Linked DNA regions of Mus musculus: regions 2 and 3 are each linked to region 1. A link is a loop called in an ENCODE intact Hi-C map of the cell type or tissue named here. Cell type or tissue: heart. All regions are shown on one strand. Links, peaks and the distances in the headings refer to the core of each region. The heading gives the core; the rest is flanking DNA.

Region 1 (6,053 bases), core at 696-5,695:
CATATGTAGCAGAGTATGGCCTAGTCGGTCATCAGTGGGAGGAGAGGCCCTTGGTCCTGTGAAGGTGCTATGCCCCAGTATAGGGGAGTGCCAGGGCCAGGGAGCAGGCGTGGGGAGCAGGGGGAGGAGAGAGGGGATAGAGGATTTTCAGAGAAGAAACTAGGGAAGGGGATAACATTTGAAATGTAAATAAAGAAAATATCTAATTAAAAAAAAGTTACTTTGGTAGAAAAGGAAAAAACTTAGATAAATACAACTTTCAGGAAGAATGTTCATTCCAAGCATGTGGCTTCAGTCTTAGAAGCTGTCAGGTGTCCTAGGACACAGCCTGAGAGTTGAAGATCTCGCAGGCACCAAAGATGATAGCAGAACACAGGCCAAACCAGAGGTGTTGTTAACAACTTATCACAAAATTTCAAGTGATGGCAAAATCGCTATTTGGCTCAAACCAAGTGGAAAGTAGGCTTGCTTGAATACATCCTGTGCACTATACACTATTCCAACAAAACACTTCCCACACTCTTCTCAAGTCTACCTTCTGAACTGAATCCCTAGGATAACTAGTGCACGATGAACTGTGTATTACAAGTCTCCAAGCACAACTGGGCTATCAAGTGGGAAGGAGGTCCTAGTCTAGAGGACTGAGATGGCCAGGGGTAATTGCCTGAACTGGGCACCGAGGACTTTTGATGATCACAAGAGCAGAGATAAATGCAACTCCAAGAACTAATGTTGGACTGAGATTTACTTCTGCGGACAAGTCTGAATTCAGGTATATCAAGGGTAAGCAACAAGCATGGGGCCACCTGTATCTCCAGCAGCCTGCTTTTCATACTTGCCCATACAGAACCGACTGAAGCCCAGCCTGGTTTTTTGTTTGTTTAGATTTTTTGCCAATGATTTAATATTTTCACTTCTTTGGGGGTAATTATAAGACTAGAGTGTAACACAAGGTCAGGACAAGGCATGGCTATCTGCACATATCCCACCAGAGATGTTGAGTCTCTCAGCCATTCTCAGAGCACCCTAATTCCTCAGCATTGCAGCAGGAGACTTACATTCCCAGATGGGATACCGCTTGACCCATACCTGGACCCTTCCTGAAATAGGGGTTGAGGAGAGAGCTTCTCTGGGTTTCCAGGATAAGCCCAGGAAAGCCAGGGAAAGTCCTTACTTGGAAGGATGACTTCATACAGGTGATTGGCTTCATTAGGTGACTGGCTAGCAGCAGCTTCTCACTCACTGGTGCAGGCAGGGAAGCATCCAAGGAGAAACCCAAGAGTATTTATTACATCCAGACATTTGCAATGTCCACTGCAAACCTTGGCCAATCGGCTTAGATAAACCTGATTAATAAGAAGCAGATGAGCCAGGTGTGGTGGTGCACACCTTTACTCCCAGCACTAGGGAGGCAGAGGCAGGCAGATTTCTGAGTTCGAGGCCAGCCTGGTCTACAGAGTGAGTTCCAGGACAGCCAGGGCTACACAGAGAAACCCTGTCTCGGAAAAAAAAAAAAAAAAAAAAAAAGGCAGCAGATAAACAGCCCCTGTACGACAGTTCCATGTCAGCCCTGTACTAGAACATATAGGAGATACAATCGGTATTTTAGAAAAATTAAATGAGCTATTTATTTGGCAACACACACAATTTTTAAAACTTCTTTTAAAAAGTATAGCTAGAGAGAAGCTGGAAAGATGGCTTGGCAGATAAGAGCACTGGCTACTCTTCCATAGGCCTTGAGTTCAATTCCTAGGAACCACATGGTTGCTCACAACTATACTGGGATCTGATGCCCCTTTCCAGCATTCAGGTATAGAGTGTCTTATGCATAGGTAGATCTTGGGCCAGGTGGTGGTGGCAACACCTTTAATCCCAGCACTCGGGAGGCAGAGGCATGTAGACAGATCTCTATGAATTTGAGGCCAAGTTTGGTCCACAGAGTGAGTTCTAGGACAGCTAAAGATACACAGAAAAACCCTGTCTCAAAAACAAAACAACAACACTCACAAATAAATATTAAATAAATCTGGGGAGGAAAAAAGAGCTGCTAACTAGATGAAAATAGAGACACAACTGAAAATCACTGTCAGGGTTGGCCTGCTAGGCTGGCACCACACGCTACCAAAGGGAACATGGCCGTGACATGTGACAACAGCATGGTTAGTGGGAAACCATGACTACTGTGTTTGCATAGCAGGCACACTCCCAGGAGGAAGAAATATGGTGACTGCCCATGATTCCCATCCTACACTCAACAAAAGCAAGATAAACATAAGCTTCACTTGAAAGTAGAGATTAGTAAAACCTTCAAAAATCAAGTCTCATGGCTCTTGTGTTTATCAATGGTCTTCAGCGAGAGGACTGTATTAAAGTCACTTTTGCATCATGATCAAATATCTGGAAGAAAAAAAACAGTTTGGCAAAGATACTTGGCTCATAGTTTGCGATGTCATTCAATCTCAAGGAGGAGGTATTGCGAGGTAGGGTGACTTATGTTAGGAAGCAGAGAAAGAGGAATGCAGGAAGGGACTAGCCTAAGATATAATCCCAATGGGCTGGAGGTGACTCAGCAGTTAAGAGAAAGAGCTGCTTTTAAGAGGATTTGGACTTGACTCTCAGCACCCACAGGGTGGCTCACAATAGTCCGTTAACTCCAGTTCCAGAAGATTTGGCATGCTCTCCTAAACCCCCTCAGGCGCCAGGTACACACATGATGCACAGACATAGATCCCAGCAAAACACTCATACATGCAACAATATGGTGGCTCACAACCATCTATACTGGGATCTGGTGCCCTCTTCTGGCATGCAGGTGTATATGCAGAGAGAGCACTCTTAAAAAGCTAAATTGGCTAAACGAGGAAAATACCTAATTAAAAAAAAAATTCTAAAAAAAAAAAAAAAAAAAAAAAGCTGGCCGGGTGGTGGTGGCACACACCTTTAATCCCAGCACTCGGGAGGCAGAGGCAGGCAGATTTCTGAGGTCGTGGCCAGCCTGGTCTACATAGTGAGTTCCAGGACAGCCAGGGTCACACAGTAAAACCCTGTCTTAAAAAAACTAAAAAAAAAAAAGAAAAGAAAATTCATAGAAAAAATTTAAAAGGTATGCTGTCTATGACCTACTTCTTCTAATGGCCCACTGAGACCCACAAAGGTTAGGCGAGAATCATTTCCAGTTGTCCTGACTTTAACTTGGCATGTCCACGCACCACTATTCATACAAACAATAACATTTTAAATAGGAAAAAAGGGACACTCTCACAGACATACCCAGAGCTACGTTTTTACTAATCTCCTAGATGTGTCTCATCCAATCAATGACAAGAATAACTATCAGAAGGCCAATTCTGGTTCATTTTTTATCTCAGAAACCATTTTTCAAGGAAAAAGAATGTACAGTAATAAAAGACTGAGGATGAACACTAAATAACATGGATAGCTAAAATATATTCTAAACTCAAAAGGTGACTGCAAGATCCCAAAGATAAATCCAAGCATACTAGAGAGAGCAGATTTACAGGTCCACTTTTCAACATATATGCAAGTTTCAGGAAGAGTAGTAACTACGCCCTGTAGTGTCTTATGAACAGTTCATGGCCTCCGCATTAGCAGTGGGAGCAGAGGCAGCAAGAGCAGGGCGTGCTTCCCGGCGAGCGTTTGTGCTGACCCACTTCCTTAATCTCTTGATAGTTCACTGGTAAGACCGACCATTCCCCATGAACAAAAATCAACTCATATCACCAACGTTGTTCCAGGTACATCTGACACTGATAAACAGAACTAATGGGCTCCTCTTAATGAAATTAAAAAACAACAAAAAACAAAACCACCTAAATGAAGATTTAAGACAGGGTCTTGCTTATTTCACACAGGCTGGCCTTAAACTCGACCTGAACCTTCTAAATACTGGGAAAATAGGTTATGTGACACTATGTCTACCACTTTCTTTCATTTTTGTTTTTTGGTTTTTCAAGACAGGGTTTCTCTGTGTGGCCCTGGCTGTCCTGGAACTCACTCTGTAGACCAGGCTGGCCTCGAACTCAGAAATCCACCTGTCTCTGCCTCCTGAGTGGTGGGATTAAAGGCGAGCGCCACCACTGCCTGGCTCTTTCATTTTTAAGAAAGGGAAATCGTCTGGTATCCAGGCAGACCCTGCATTGGCAAGCGCCTCCTGGTCATCCTCCTGTCTCACTGCACAGAGCAGCTTAGATGGTGGTACATGACCACCATATCTGGTTTCAAAGACAGAATCTGTAGAAATCAGGTGAACTGAGAATTCCTATCACTGATCTAGGCATCTGCATGTTTCTTTTTTAACTATTATGTTTGCTGCCCGAGTGCTAGGATTTCAGGTGGCTGCTACTCTGCTCAGCTTGTATGTTTTAATTCACTTACCAGATGTCATCACGTGCCACATATGAAGAAACTGAGGTCCTAGCTACACAGAGAATAGAAAACATGGCAGAGTAATCGCTTTGGCAGCACATACACTAAAACTGGAATGGTACAGATTAGCATGGTCCCTGTGCAAGGATGACATGCAAATCCATGAACCGTTCCATATTTTTTAGCCTGCCTCTGGATCCTGTTCCCCTAACTGGGTCACCTTGTCTGGCCTCAGTGGGAGAGGATGTGTTTGGGGGTTGTGGGGGTGATACCCAGAGGGGGGCTCCCTTCTCAGAGGAGAAAGGGAGAGGGTACTGGGAGAATGGGGGGGGGGGGAGTTGATATTGAGATATTAAGTGAATAAATAAAATTTAAAAAAAAAGTATGTCAGAGGTGGTCTAGGGCCCCCCAGTCCTAATCAAGTATCTTTTCCTCCTTGAAAATATAGAGTGCTTTCACCTTTGAGTTACATCTTAAAATATTCTTTTAGCTTTCTACTATAAAAGTATGGCTCTTATGTAAAGGGACACTTGCAGGGACACTTCCTACTGACTAAGGAACACTATCAGAGTTATTTCCAAAGCGAGGAATCACTCCTTTCCCAATTCCCTGTGATGGTCTGCCCTGGAACAAATGGGTATCCCATATAGTGATCCTACCTCTATCCCCAACCCCTTCATATAATCTCAACAATGCTCTCATCTAATGTGGCTTAATGCCACTGTCTAGTAAATTCCCTGGAAGAGACCTCCTTTGGGACAAGGATAATACTGAAAATACAGAAAAGCATTAAGTACATTGTTATGCCTCATTCTGGCCCCACCTAGACCAATATACTTCCTACACCAAGTAAATAAGTAATAAGCTTCCTGAGGGCCAACCAAGAGGTGAGCCGCCTCGAGGGATGTCAACAGGCAAATACTCAAGACTTATCACCAAGCTACCAACATGGCTACAGCTCCCCTGCCTGCCACTCCTGTCCCCAACACATTAAAAGCTCATACATGTAGTTCCTTTCTGTATAGTCTGCACATATTAAGAGGGAGCCACTGACAGTTAAACCATCACCCTATAAAAAAATATACCACTCCTAGATGCTGGCCTCCATTCCTTCTAGAGCTGCCTAAATAGCTGAAGCCTAATCCTGGTGCTTGTAAAACATATTAAGAGCGACCCTGTCCAGAAACTGGGAAGTCTGTTGGTTTCAATATTAAAATTTATTTTATAATAAAGAGAATATTAACATGTGCATTACTGCATGTTTAATCCTGTCACAGAATACAAGAGTATCAAAAATAGGGCTGGTGAGATGGCTCAGGGGGTAAGAGCACCCGACTGCTCTTCCAAAGGTCCGAAGTTCAAATCCCAGCAACCACATGGTGGCTCACAACCACCTGTAACAGAGATCTGATGCCCTCTTCTGGTGCGTCTGAAGACAGCTACAGTCTACTTACATATAATAAATAAATAAATCTTTAAAAAAAAAAAAAAAAAAAAAAAAGAGTATCAAAAATAAACAGTACTGGGCTGATGAGATGGCTCAGCGGTTAAGAGCACCGAATGCTCTTCCAATGGTCCTGAGTTCAAATCCCAACAACCACATGGTGGCTCACAACCATCCATAATGAAATCTGATACGGTCTTCTGGAGTGTCTGAAGGCAGCTAC
Region 2 (6,053 bases), core at 591-5,590, 49 kb before region 1:
GGACAGCCCAGGATGCCCTGGGTACATGGACATTGTACAGTTGGGAACCAGAGGAGAGTGTGGGCCTTTTGTTGGCATTTATAGCCCCATTCTGAAGATTCTCTACCTGTATCTTTGGGCAAAGGCAAGCAAGCATGTGCTTAAAGAAAGTTCAGACCTTTGGGGGTGGTTCTGCCCTGGGCAAGGGGGTGCCTGGCAGGGCTACCTTGACTGAACCCCTTGTCTTTTCCTCTAGGTTCCACAGCATCAGACCCCCAGGGGGACCTGTTGTTCCTGTTGGACAGCTCAGCCAGCGTGTCACACTATGAGTTCTCAAGAGTTCGGGAATTTGTGGGGCAGCTGGTGGCTACGATGTCTTTCGGACCCGGGGCTCTGCGTGCTAGTCTGGTGCACGTGGGCAGCCAGCCTCACACAGAGTTTACTTTTGACCAGTACAGTTCAGGCCAGGCTATACAGGATGCCATCCGTGTTGCACCCCAACGTATGGGTGATACCAACACAGGCCTGGCACTGGCTTATGCCAAAGAACAATTGTTTGCTGAGGAAGCAGGTGCCCGGCCAGGGGTTCCCAAGGTGCTGGTGTGGGTGACAGATGGTGGCTCCAGCGACCCCGTGGGCCCCCCTATGCAGGAGCTCAAGGACCTGGGTGTCACCATCTTCATTGTCAGCACTGGCCGAGGCAACCTGTTGGAGCTGTTGGCAGCTGCCTCGGCTCCTGCCGAGAAGCACCTACACTTTGTGGATGTGGATGATCTTCCTATCATTGCCCGGGAGCTGCGGGGCTCCATAACTGGTAGGTGGGAAGAGGCAGGTCCTGTGAATCCCTAGCTGACAGCTTGCTGCAGGGAGAGGATCTGTGTGGAGACCAGGGAGAACCCATGAGCCTGGTGCCCTTGAGTATGTGATAGTGGCCCACCCAGTCTCTGCATACCATCCAGGCACGTACTCCTTCTGGGTGCCTACATGTACCCTGACACCTGGGTTATAGAGAGAATGTGGCAGATCTGAGTAACCACTTCAAGACAGGACTCCCAGACACGGGAACTCCCAGGCCAACGAACTGAGGGCTACTTTGAGTGGGCTGTGTGTGGAGGGGCCAAGTACAGAGGATAAAGGAGGTCCAGGGCTCCCCCAGGTGTATGCCTATGGCATCATGTGCCTTTGTGTATATCCAGGGACCAAATGGCTTGCCAGTCCCATAATTCCCGGAGAAGTGACCAAACAGGTCAGGGAATGTCTCCTACAAAGCTTGGGCCCTACCTATTCCATGCTTGGGAACCACAGTCAGGGAGGGGTTGGAGGTGGCTTTCAATCGTGTCTATTGTGGGACTGCTGGGAAGATCCGCTGTAGGACCTACGCACCTGCTTTCTCCTGGGCCTCCTATCGTCAGTCACCCAAGGAGAAGGAAGGGGCTGGAGACTAAGGGCCTGGTGTTTGGCTTAGCCTGTGGAGGGCACTGAAGAATGCTATCACTTCAGGGTAGCATTCTTACCAAGTCTCTTTCTGCAGGTTAATCATCTACACTAAAGAGGAAGGTGTGGGTCTATGGGTTGGAAAGGGGTGAAAGGTCTGCCTCAAGAGATCTTCTGAGGACATCTCCTGGTAGACCCTGGGCCAATAGGCCCAGATGAACCTGGAAGGGGCAGAAGGAGAAGAGAATATCACCAGAGATAAACATTAGGGTGGAGACGTCTGTAACTAAGGTCAGAATCTTGAGTGGGAGGCTGGGCAGGAAAATGAGTGCCCAGCTGACCGAACTTAGCACCTTGGCAAGAAAGCCAAGATCTGGATGGCCTACCAAGACTCAGCTGCAAGCTGATCAGATGGCTGGCTGATCATGTGTTGGTTGTCGCTGCACAGGAGCCCATTCTGGAGCCCCCCTACCACTCTCGGATAGGAAGGTCCTACTCTCTCCTCACTCTTAGGTCCAGCAGGTCCAGCAGCTTTTAAAAGGGTTTTGTCACACTTTTACTGCTCCAGGGGCCACTAACATGAAGTCTCCCAGCTTCTGGTCTGTTTCCTCCTCCAGAACTGTTCAGAATATGTCAGAATATGTCTGTCTCACGACACATCTCGTGTTGGCCACACAGTCTTGGAGGACTGGACTTCTGTTCTTAGATAACATTGTGAGCATTGCCACCTTTGAGGTACCTTCATCCAGGTTGTTTGTCTGGGTGAGGAGTAGCCACTATATCTTATAGGTCTGGGTTTGTGGTGAAGTAGGCAGGGAAGTCTATGACGGGGCCCAGAGTTGGGGGCTATACTCCTCTCTGTCCTTCTATCAGCCCAGTCAGAGTTTCCTAGTCATTAGCATCTGCTGGTGGTATATACCTACCTGGCTCCCGCCTCTCCTTGGCAGAAGGCCTCACCTGTTTTATTGGGGGCTCCAATCTTAGGGTCCTCTCCAAATCAGTGAGAGCCCCATTTGGTGACACGGTCACTTCTGCTCCCTGACTCCAGCACTAAACCACCCTTAGATGCGATGCAGCCACAACAGCTTCATGCCTCGGAGGTTCTGTCCAGTGGCTTCCGCCTGTCCTGGCCGCCCCTGCTGACAGCGGACTCTGGTTACTACGTGCTGGAATTGGTACCTAGCGGCAAACTGGCAACCACAAGACGCCAACAGCTGCCCGGGAATGCTACCAGCTGGACCTGGACAGATCTCGACCCGGACACAGACTATGAAGTATCACTGCTGCCTGAGTCCAACGTGCACCTCCTGAGGCCGCAGCACGTGCGAGTACGCACACTGCAAGGTGAGGCAGGGGCACTCGTGGGAGGGCAGGGTGGCATGGGAAGACCACTCCTCCACGCAACTATCCTCTTTCTTCGCAGAGGAGGCCGGGCCAGAACGCATCGTCATCTCGCATGCGAGGCCGCGCAGCCTCCGCGTAAGCTGGGCCCCCGCGCTTGGCCCGGACTCCGCTCTCGGCTACCATGTACAGCTCGGACCTCTGCAGGGCGGGTCCCTAGAGCGCGTGGAGGTGCCAGCAGGCCAGAACAGCACTACCGTCCAGGGCCTGACGCCCTGCACCACTTACCTGGTGACTGTGACTGCCGCCTTCCGCTCCGGCCGCCAGAGGGCGCTGTCGGCTAAGGCCTGTACGGCCTCTGGCGCGCGGACCCGTGCTCCGCAGTCCATGCGGCCGGAGGCTGGACCGCGGGAGCCCTGAACTGCCTGCCTGCTCGTCCACCCGGGGGCCCTCTTCCCTAGCCCGGAGAGAGAGACACTGCTGCTCGTGGGTTTTCTTGTGGATGGAGTCGGGTGGGGAGATGGGATGCCGGTCCTGCCTTTGACCAGCGTTAATTCCTTTCGTCGTTTCCCCACTGGTCATCGCCGCCCTTGCCTGACTTCCGGGAAACCCGGGTAGCCTCACGCGCAATGGCGGTCCTCTCCGGTTGCCAGTGGAGTTGAGCACACGGTGGTCCTTGGGCAACTCTTGGCGAGGGGATGGACAGTGTCTGAGGTCAGGTTGAGGACATAAGACCCAGGACAAGCCTTCAGGAGAGGAGGCCACAGAGTTTCCAACCTGTGCCAAAGGCTGGGCCCTCTGGTGGCAGGGACTACGCATGGCTTTGAGGAGGCGTTCAGGACCATCCAGGTCCTGCCTGGGCCTAGAAAGTGGGTAGGAGAAAGGGAAGAGAGACTAGTGTAGACAGGATTCCCGAAAACTTCCTCAAGGAAAGGAAAGATAGGGAGGTATGCTGGGAGGCTGATGATGTGGCATTGGTTTTCATCAAGATGTCCTGCCAGCCTAGAGGCCGGGATCTGTCAGGGTCACTGACTCTGCCTTCCTGCCCAGGACCTGCACTGGGCCCTCGATCAGTGCCAAGGATGCAGTCTTTTCACAGGAATGGGACGAGACCTTGGCATTTAGGGCCTCAGGGATAGGAGAGCCGCACTATGACAGATTCTAAGGGAGCCTCCTGCTTTAGTGTAGGGAGCAAGGTGTCATGCAGGTGGGCTACCTCCTGCCATCACCATTACCCTGGGGCATCTGACAGATACCTAAGGGTGGTCAGGAACAGGTTTCCTCTCAAGTCCCTATGTAGGCCTCTCCTCTCCTCTCAGAATCATTTGCCTTATCCCAAGCTTACTCCATCTCTTCCCCACTAATGACCCGGACTCTAACAACAATACAGTCAGACAGACATAAACTGTGCCTGCAGTCTCATTAAAATGCTGTATTTTTCGTCAAAACTCTCCCCAGCTGTGGTACTCGTGTGGGCAGCATGAAAGGTTGGACGTACAGGGTTTATTACGTTTGGGGAGTAGGGGAAGCAGGTCTGCAGCATCCGTACACGGATCATTCAGGCTCCTGTCCCTCCATGTTCCCTGCCAGCTTCATACCAGGGCCTCACTTCTGCAGCCCGCGAGCGATCCAGTGTCTGCAGTAGGTCAAGTTGTTGCTGCTACAACTCAGAGGGCAGGAGGCTTTACAGGGGTGTCCCCACCACCGCCTGTGCTGTACTACACACTGCTCGGCCCTCTTCTTACATGTTTTCCTTACACTACTTTGGCTGCAAGTGAGATCCAGGAGCTAAGTATTGAGAGAGGTGGGGTAGACTTTGGGTATGGAGAGAGCAGAGGTGGCTTTCCTGAGACTTTGCCCTCTACCATTTCCCGAGAAGCTGAAGGAGCACGGTAGGGCTCATCCTGGACACCCAAAGGAGCACTGGCCATGCACCGAACGTGTTGTGTTGGTGGGAGGTGGCTGTTTGTGTGACGATGGCTTGAGATACAAGGCCCTAGCCGGCTCATGGAGCAGAAGCCATTGGGGTATGTGTGTTTGGGAGGGGGGGGCCCTCTCCATGTGTCCTTGTCAGGGCAGTAAGCCTATGTGTGCACTTACAGGTTTCATGTTTCACCTGTTGATCAAAAGTTGGAGCTCAGATACTTCCTGTGATGTCAGTTTCCAGGCCAGAGGCTGAGGCCATCTGCATCCAGGACAGATGTAGGTTTGGTATGTTGGCCTCACATTCCCCTAAAATATGGAAGTTCCTCCAAGCAATTTGTGTTTCCCATTCTGTTTGCTCAGATGACTGTAGGTCAACTGGCCACTGGAGAGAGCCACAATGAGTCCCTGTGCCTGACATACAGAACACTAAGCAGGTGGCAGAAGAGTACCAGAGGGGTTGTTATTAGTGTTTATGGTAGCCTCTGTTAATGGCTAAAACTCACGAGAATCAAGCCAGGCGTGGAGGCGCGCACCTTTAATCCTAGCACTTGCGAGGCAGAGGCAGGCGGATTTCTGAGTTCGAGGCCAGCCTGGTCTACAGAGTGAGTTCCAGGACAGCCAGGGCTACACAGAGAAACCCTGTCTCGAAAACAAACAAACAAACCAAAAAACCAAAAAAAAAAAAAAAACAACAACAAAACAAAACCCTCATGAGAATCCTGAGAAAGTAGGAAGGGCATAAGAGACGTAGCTGATGGTGGGAGTCCACTTCCACATAAATCCTCGGCACAAGCTCATCTTGACCTAACACCAGTACCATCTGTTTTCAGGTGGTAGAGGTGAAAGCCTGCACTCCCACCGAGATAACATAGAATGCTTCTTCTACGGTCCTCATCTCAAAGGAGCTGCCCTCCCATGGTCCCAGGCACATCTTAAATCTCTAAATTTAGTAGGCATTTCCTTTTGTGTGTGTATGTGGTGGTGGTGGTGGGGGCAGGTGGGTTTGAGACAGGTTTTCTCTGTGTAACCCTGGTTGTTCTGGAACCCGATTTGTAGACCAGGTTGATCTTGAACTCTGATCTCTGAGATCCACCTGTCTTTGCCTCTTGACGGCTGGGATCAAAGCCATGCACCACTACTTCCCAGCAACCTCTGAATTTATATACATTTCAGATTAGTGCAGGTCCTGAGGAAGTCTATAGGAAACAGGGTTTAAACTTTGTCAGACTTGTGTGACAAGCATCTTTATCTGCTGAGCCATTTTGCTGGCTCCAGGAAATAATTTAATGGGATGGGATTTCCTATTAGTTGTTTGCCACAAAATGCCTCCTGCCTCTGTGCTTCCTCTGGTCCCAACTCTATTCACTCAGTGT
Region 3 (6,053 bases), core at 591-5,590, 63 kb before region 1:
CTTCTTCTTCTTCTTCTTCTTCTTCTTCTTCTTCTTCTTCTTCTTCTTCTTCTTCTTCTTCTTCCTTCTTCTTCTTCTTCTTCTTCTTCTTCTTCTTCTTCTTCTTCTTCTTCTTCTTCTTCTTCTTCTTCTTCTTCTTCTTCTTCTAAGATAGAGTCCCAGTATGTATCTCACTATATAGCCTTAGCTAGCCTAGAACTCACTATGTCATTTGACATGGAATTTATAAAGCTCTGCCTGCCTCTGCCTCCCAACTGCTGGGATAGAAAGTGTGTAGTACTACCATGCCCAGCTTTGACTCCCACTTCTGGCCTCTGAGGACTCTCCTGCGTATGTGCACATACCCACATATAGATACACATACACACATAATCAAAAATAAAATGTCGAGCCGGGCATGGTGGCGCATGCCTTTAATCCCAGCTCCTTAAAAGTACGTTTCATAGGCTAGCCAACAAGAAGCAAAGATCTGGACTGACATAAACATTCATAGTGGGATGTGTAGTGAGAATATTCGTTCCTTTAAAAAACAGAAATATAGGCCGGGCAGTGGTGGCACATGCCTTTAATCCCAGCACTTGGGAGGCAGAGGCAGGTGGATTTCTGAGTTTGAGGCCAGCCTGGTCTACAAAGTGAGTTCCAGGACAGACAGGGCTATATAGAGAAACCCTGTTTCAAAAAAACAAAACAAAACAAAACAAAACAAAAACAAAAATAAATGTCAGAGCCTAGAGAAATGGCTCAGCAGTTAGGAACACTTGTTACTCTTACAGAAGACCATGGCTAGATTCTCAGCACCTACAAGGTGACTCACAACCTGTACTGACAATTTTGGAGTTTTGGTTTCCTTGAAAAACACAGAAATATTATAAGGTAGTGTTTTCATTTTGATTCTAGGCATAGGGATATGGAGCTGCTTTGGACTGTGCACAGGAGATGGCTATCATTTGTCTTGTTCTCTAACAGGTGTGATTTTGCCAGGTGCGGATAATTTCTGTGATTGTGTGATGTTTGTAATTCTGGGGACTTTTCACAGAGTATAGAAATGTTAGGGCCTTGAGAGGTGCGGTGGGTTGTTGGCTGGTTGCTGGTGGTTGTGGTTTGTTATGGGAGTTCTCTGACAACCAGAGCTGGGGCTTACCTGACTCTGTTCCCTGCCTGTAGATCCTGTTCCCCTAACTGGGCTGCCTTGTCTAGCCATAGTGGAAGAGGATATGTGTGTGTGTGTGTGTGTGTGTGTGTGTGTGTGTGTGTGTGTGTGTGTAAATTACAAGAATGTGTGCTTAGTAAGGAGATAATTTACAACACTTAAAATTTTTTGGATGTATTTATTTTACTTTATGGGTATGAACATTTTGCCCAAATGTATGTATGTATGTATGTATGTATGTATGTATGTGCACTACAAGCATCCCTAGTGCCTATGAAGACCAGAAGAGGGCTGGAGTTTTCAGTGGACTATATGCTCCCATCATCTGAAAGGCTTGTTGTATACTTCCATGATTGATTGGATTTAGTACAGAGCAACTGCAACTGCTGTTAATTAGGTATCCACTCTGTGCCGGGTACTACCTTAAGCACTACTAACTGTACAACCCTGTCATGCTGTGAATCACTCCACAACATGAAGTCACCTGGTGTCAGATAAGGGGAAGTGCAGGGGCTAGTACTGGGAAATGAGTTAATAGTTCGTCCCTAAATGGCAGCTATTGATAGAGCTTCTGTCATCGCCAAGATCTGTGAAATGAAGCCATTGTTTGGGAGAACTGGGAGATGGGCTGAGAGAAAGGAGGGCCCCAGTGCTCAGATGGGAAGAGCTCTGTAAGACCTGAGCCGAGCACATAGGCGCTGCCTGCCTTTGCCTGGTAAAGAGGCCCAACAAGGTAGCAGGGGAAACTGTGGCAGAGGTGTAGCCCTGGAGACTGATATTCAGTGCTAGATTAAACTGGATGAGAGTCTACTCTCTGATGGCGAGGATCTAGATGTGAACTGAATCTGGGGAGGGTAAAAGGCTCTCTAGTCTGGGCCTAGGGTGGTTGGAGGAGGGGGATTAGGCCTGCTGCCTACCACTGTGATCTTGGGGGAACATCCTTCAAGCCCCGCGGCACGACATGAGTGAGCAGGAAAGGGAGACAGAAGAGGATGAAGGCGTTGCCTCAGACACAGCACCCATGCTACCCCGAAGAAGGCCTACTGATTACCACATCTCAGTCCTGGCTCCTATCCTGGCCACCCGAGGCCTCGGGACCCTGGTGCTGTCTGGCCGGGCTCTAGTTGGGTTCCTGCTTCATCTGCTGCTACCTGGAACAGTCTTCCTGCTGGTGTTGCTACCAGCAGCTGCCGTTGTCTACCTGGGATTCCTGTGTCACTCAAGGGTGAGCAGTAGCCATTGGTTAGTCCCCGGGAAGTGGGGAAGTGAGAGTTCTGTGGAGGTTCAAGTCCTTGGGGTTGAAGGTGAATCTACCCCCTTCTAGCCTTGCCCCTTTGTAACCAGAGATATATGCATCCTCCTGTTATGCCAACATCCCTGCCAGCTGCAGTCAAAGAAAGTCTCTTTGTTACTCGGTGAACAGCTGTCTTGCTTCCCCCCCCCCGCCCCCCCCCCCCAGGCCTCTTAGCTTTGTACCAGGAGGTACTAGGGCCTGGTCAGTGAGGTTGATGTGGAGATAGGAAAAGAAATTGTCAGATTCACCCGTCCTCAGTGCTTCTCCACTCCTCATACTCCTCCCCCCCACCTCCTCCCCCCCACCTCCTCCCCCCCACAGCCCTTCCCTGAACCCTCTTGACCTTGGTTAGGCTTCCGCTCATCTAAGGCTTGACCTATACATAGACGACCCCTATATCCCCTTTCTGAAGCTGATAGAGAGAAACGATGCTAGCTGGGTGACAGTCCAGATGGAGCCATATCAGCTGTCAACAGGTAAGGGGCATGGAAGGAAGCTCATATGGGGACAGGAAAACTGGGTTGGGAGAGCCAGGGAGGTTCTCTGGCCTTTCCTTAAGGAATCCCCGAACACACACTCTTGGTTCTGTTCTCGCATTTCTGTCCAGGCTCCACCTCCAGGCAGGCCTCCCAGCCTTACGCTTTTCTTTCTGGACTCTGCCCTGAGCTCGGGGCCCAGGACCTCCCTCACCCCTGCGCTGCTCTGGGGCCTCCCCGCCTGACTGCACGCCTCCACTGTCCACAGGTTCATCCGGCTCCGGGTCCACGGTGCCGAGCGCTGCTCTCGGACCGCGGCTCCGCGGCGCTCATTGTGTTCGGATTGCTCTCCCTGCCGCCGCTCGTGGTGCTCGCCGCCGCCGCGCGCTCCCTCCTGGTCCGGCGACTACGCCCTGCGCTGCCTGATCCCGCGAGGACCCCGGCTCCGCGCCGCCCGCCCAGGAGCAGCGGAGATCTGGCCGACGGCCACCCGGACGAGGACAAACAACTCTGTGCTTGGGTCTGACGCCTCAAGGTCTCTGCGCGTCAAGAGCCTCCCAGGTCCCTCGACCCCCGTAAAGTGGATGACTCGGGCGGCTGCTTTGGGGCTCTGAGAGCAGTGCTCGAAGTCGCCAGGAGATGGCAACAGGGTCCCTCAGAAGAGGGAGAAAGGGTGTCCCTTCAAGAAAAGCAGAAAAGCATATTATGTCTTCCACCCAATTCTGTGGTCAGCAGCCGACTTGGCAGCTATCTCTGAATCCCCCCCCCCAACCACGCATAATTCTAGAAGCTCCGGTGTAGCCAGTAGCAACCAGACGTCATGGCTCAACTTGCGGGATCAGCTGAGTCCTCCAAGGTCTTGACCTTGTACAGGACAAAAGATCAGTTGGGTCCATGGTCAAACTATTGCCCGGATCAGGTTTGAGATAGGATCTGGGATCAGTGATTCAGTGTAAGTGCAGGATCGGCGTGTCGTTGTTAATATGTAATTTATTTTTATTTATTTATTTTTGTGCGTGTGTGTATTGATGTTTTGCCTGCATGTGTATCTATGTGGGGGTGTCACAAGCCCTCGAACTGCAGTTACCGGCAGGTGCGAGCTGCAATGTGGGTTCTAGGACTGCAACCTGGGTCCTCTGGAAGAGCAGCCAGCTGTCTTCTAAAGGACCCTGAGCCATCTCTCCAGCTCCTAGCACTCAGCTTGCATTCGGGGTCAGGTATCAGCGCATATCTAGAACTGGAGCTCATTCTCTGACCAGGGGTCTTTCTTTTGAGACAAGTGGCAGAATACGAGCTCATTTTACAATGTGGGTAATGTTAAGATTTATCTTTGTATTTGGCATGCTACAGTTTGACTAACATGTTCCTACTTACGCATAAATTATCATTCTCCTTTCCCTCCCTGTCTCCTATCTTCTCCTCTTCCTGGGACTCGTACATACTAGAACTAGAATATCTTGTTTCTTTTTATTTTTATAGAATATCTTATTTCTTTTTATTTTTAGTAGTCCTGGGATGGACTTATAAATGTTAGGCAAGCACTCTACCACTGAGCTATAGCCTTAGCTGTGGATATATTTTTAAAATTTAAAGTATTTTTAAAATTATTATTTTTGAATTTTATTTGTAGACCAGGCTAGCCTTGAACTCAGGGAATCTGCCTGTCTCTGCCCCACTCCCCACCCCCAAGTACTAGGAATAAAGGTGTGTGCTACCATCCAGGGTTAAGCCTTGAACATTTTAATTTTAAAACAGAAATTCTACTACTTCTACTACTGAGTGAGCCCTCCAGATCTGTTTTGGTTGTAAGGTTCTGCTTCAATTCCTGCCTCCAGGTTCTTGCCTTGAGTTCTTGCCCTGACTACTTTTAGTGTAGTGAGATCTGGGAAATGTAAGATGACATAAACCTGTCATGATGGGTTGTCTTTTGTCTGTTTGCCGGCCTGCCTATCTATCTGTTTTGTTTTGTTTTTAAAGATGTATTTATTTATTTATATGGGTACACTGTAGCTGTCATCAGACACACCAGAAGAGGGCATCAGATCTCATTACAAATGGTTGTGAGCCACCATGTGGTTGCTGGGAATTGAACTCAGGACCTCTGGAAGAGCAGTCAGCACTCTTAACCACTGAGCCATCTCTCCAGCCCCTATCTGTTTATTTTTAAGTCAGGGTTTCTCTGTGTAGCCTTTGCTATGCTGGAACTTACTCTGTAGACCAGGCTGGTCTTGAACTCACAAAAATCTACCTGCCTCTGCCTCCCAAAGGCTGAGATTAAATGTGTGTGCCACTGCTCGGTTGGTTGGTCTTGAGTTTTTTTTTATTTGTTTGTTTGTTTTTAAATAATTTATTTTATTTAATATACATTGGTGGCTTTGCCTGCATTCATGTCTGTGTGAAGGTGTCAGATCCCCTGGATCTGGAATTACAGACAGTTGTAAGCTGCCACGTGAGTGATGGGAATTGAACCCTGGTCCTCTGGAAGAGCAGCTACTACCGAGCTATCTCTCCAGCCCTTTGATCCTGATGTTTTATCAAAGCAATAGAAACCTAAGGCAGGCACTAACTTTAATAGTCTTGTCCAGAGACAAAAACAACCAGTCATCTTAGGTTCCCTTATGGCACTAGCTCATGGCCCTCAATACAGAGTACTCGCCCCTTCCCCTCTCTGCACCCCAGCATGTCTCTCTGTCCTGTGTTCAGAGAACTCTTTATTTTCCTATCAGTTCCCTTCAATATGCTGGTTGCTTCTTATTGTTGTGTTATTACTTTTTTTTTCCAGGACGAGTTTTCTCTGTGTAGCCCTGGCTATTCTAAAACTCACTCTGTAGATTAGTCAGACCTTGAACTCAGAGATCTGCCTGCCGCTGCCTCCCGAATGCTTGAATTAAAGGAGTATACCACCACTTTCTAGCTTGTTGCTAGATGTGTGTGTGTGTACATGTATGGATGTGCATGTGCCACAATGTATGTGTGTTGTGACAGTCAGAGAGGACAACTTTTAGGAGTTGTGGGTCCCAGGGATGGAACTCAGGTTGTCAAGGTTGGTAGCAAGTGCCTTAACACCATGGGTCATCTCTCTGGTCCCTTGGTTTATGTTTTTGTAATGTTTAATTGTTGGGGGCGGGGGGTT

The links. Peaks named below come from ENCODE experiments on the same cell type or tissue, not always from the same donor. Only the 100,000 strongest peaks of a DNase experiment are listed, where the experiment ranks them.
Region 2: it touches region 1 in a loop (3-fold over the local background); 17 of 42 quality-filtered maps call a loop at or near these places.
Region 3: it touches region 1 in a loop (2.8-fold over the local background); 9 of 42 quality-filtered maps call a loop at or near these places.

Annotation. Positions count from the first base shown.
Region 1 is chr4:155,718,555-155,724,607 of GRCm38, reverse strand. All of the region lies in intron 2 of Ssu72 (Ssu72 RNA polymerase II CTD phosphatase homolog (yeast)), which reads right to left. It overlaps Gm22573 (a small nuclear RNA gene), which reads left to right and starts at 4,467; the gene lies at 4,467-4,568. In heart, for the core only: a CTCF peak has its summit at 2,796 (motif pointing left); no DNase peak of the experiment used is centred there.
Region 2 is chr4:155,767,449-155,773,501 of GRCm38, reverse strand. It overlaps Vwa1 (von Willebrand factor A domain containing 1), which reads left to right. Exons shown (of 4, transcript NM_147776.4): 2 at 236-793; 3 at 2,479-2,757; 4 at 2,837-5,007. The coding sequence ends at 3,174. Among named protein-coding and RNA genes, the nearest start is that of Vwa1, 4.1 kb to the left of the region's middle. In heart, for the core only: CTCF peaks have their summits at 3,051 (motif pointing right) and 3,566 (motif pointing left); DNase peaks (open chromatin) are centred at 3,091, 3,361 and 3,841; H3K4me3 peaks cover 1,439 bases; H3K27ac peaks cover 1,547 bases; H3K27me3 peaks cover 2,356 bases.
Region 3 is chr4:155,781,661-155,787,713 of GRCm38, reverse strand. Tmem88b (transmembrane protein 88B) reads left to right here and starts at 1,840. Exons shown (of 2, transcript NM_001033394.3): 1 at 1,840-2,375; 2 at 3,189-6,053. The coding sequence starts at 2,112. The coding sequence ends at 3,446. In heart, for the core only: CTCF peaks have their summits at 1,643, 3,320 and 3,519 (motif pointing right); a DNase peak (open chromatin) is centred at 3,453; H3K4me3 peaks cover 2,351 bases; H3K27ac peaks cover 2,279 bases.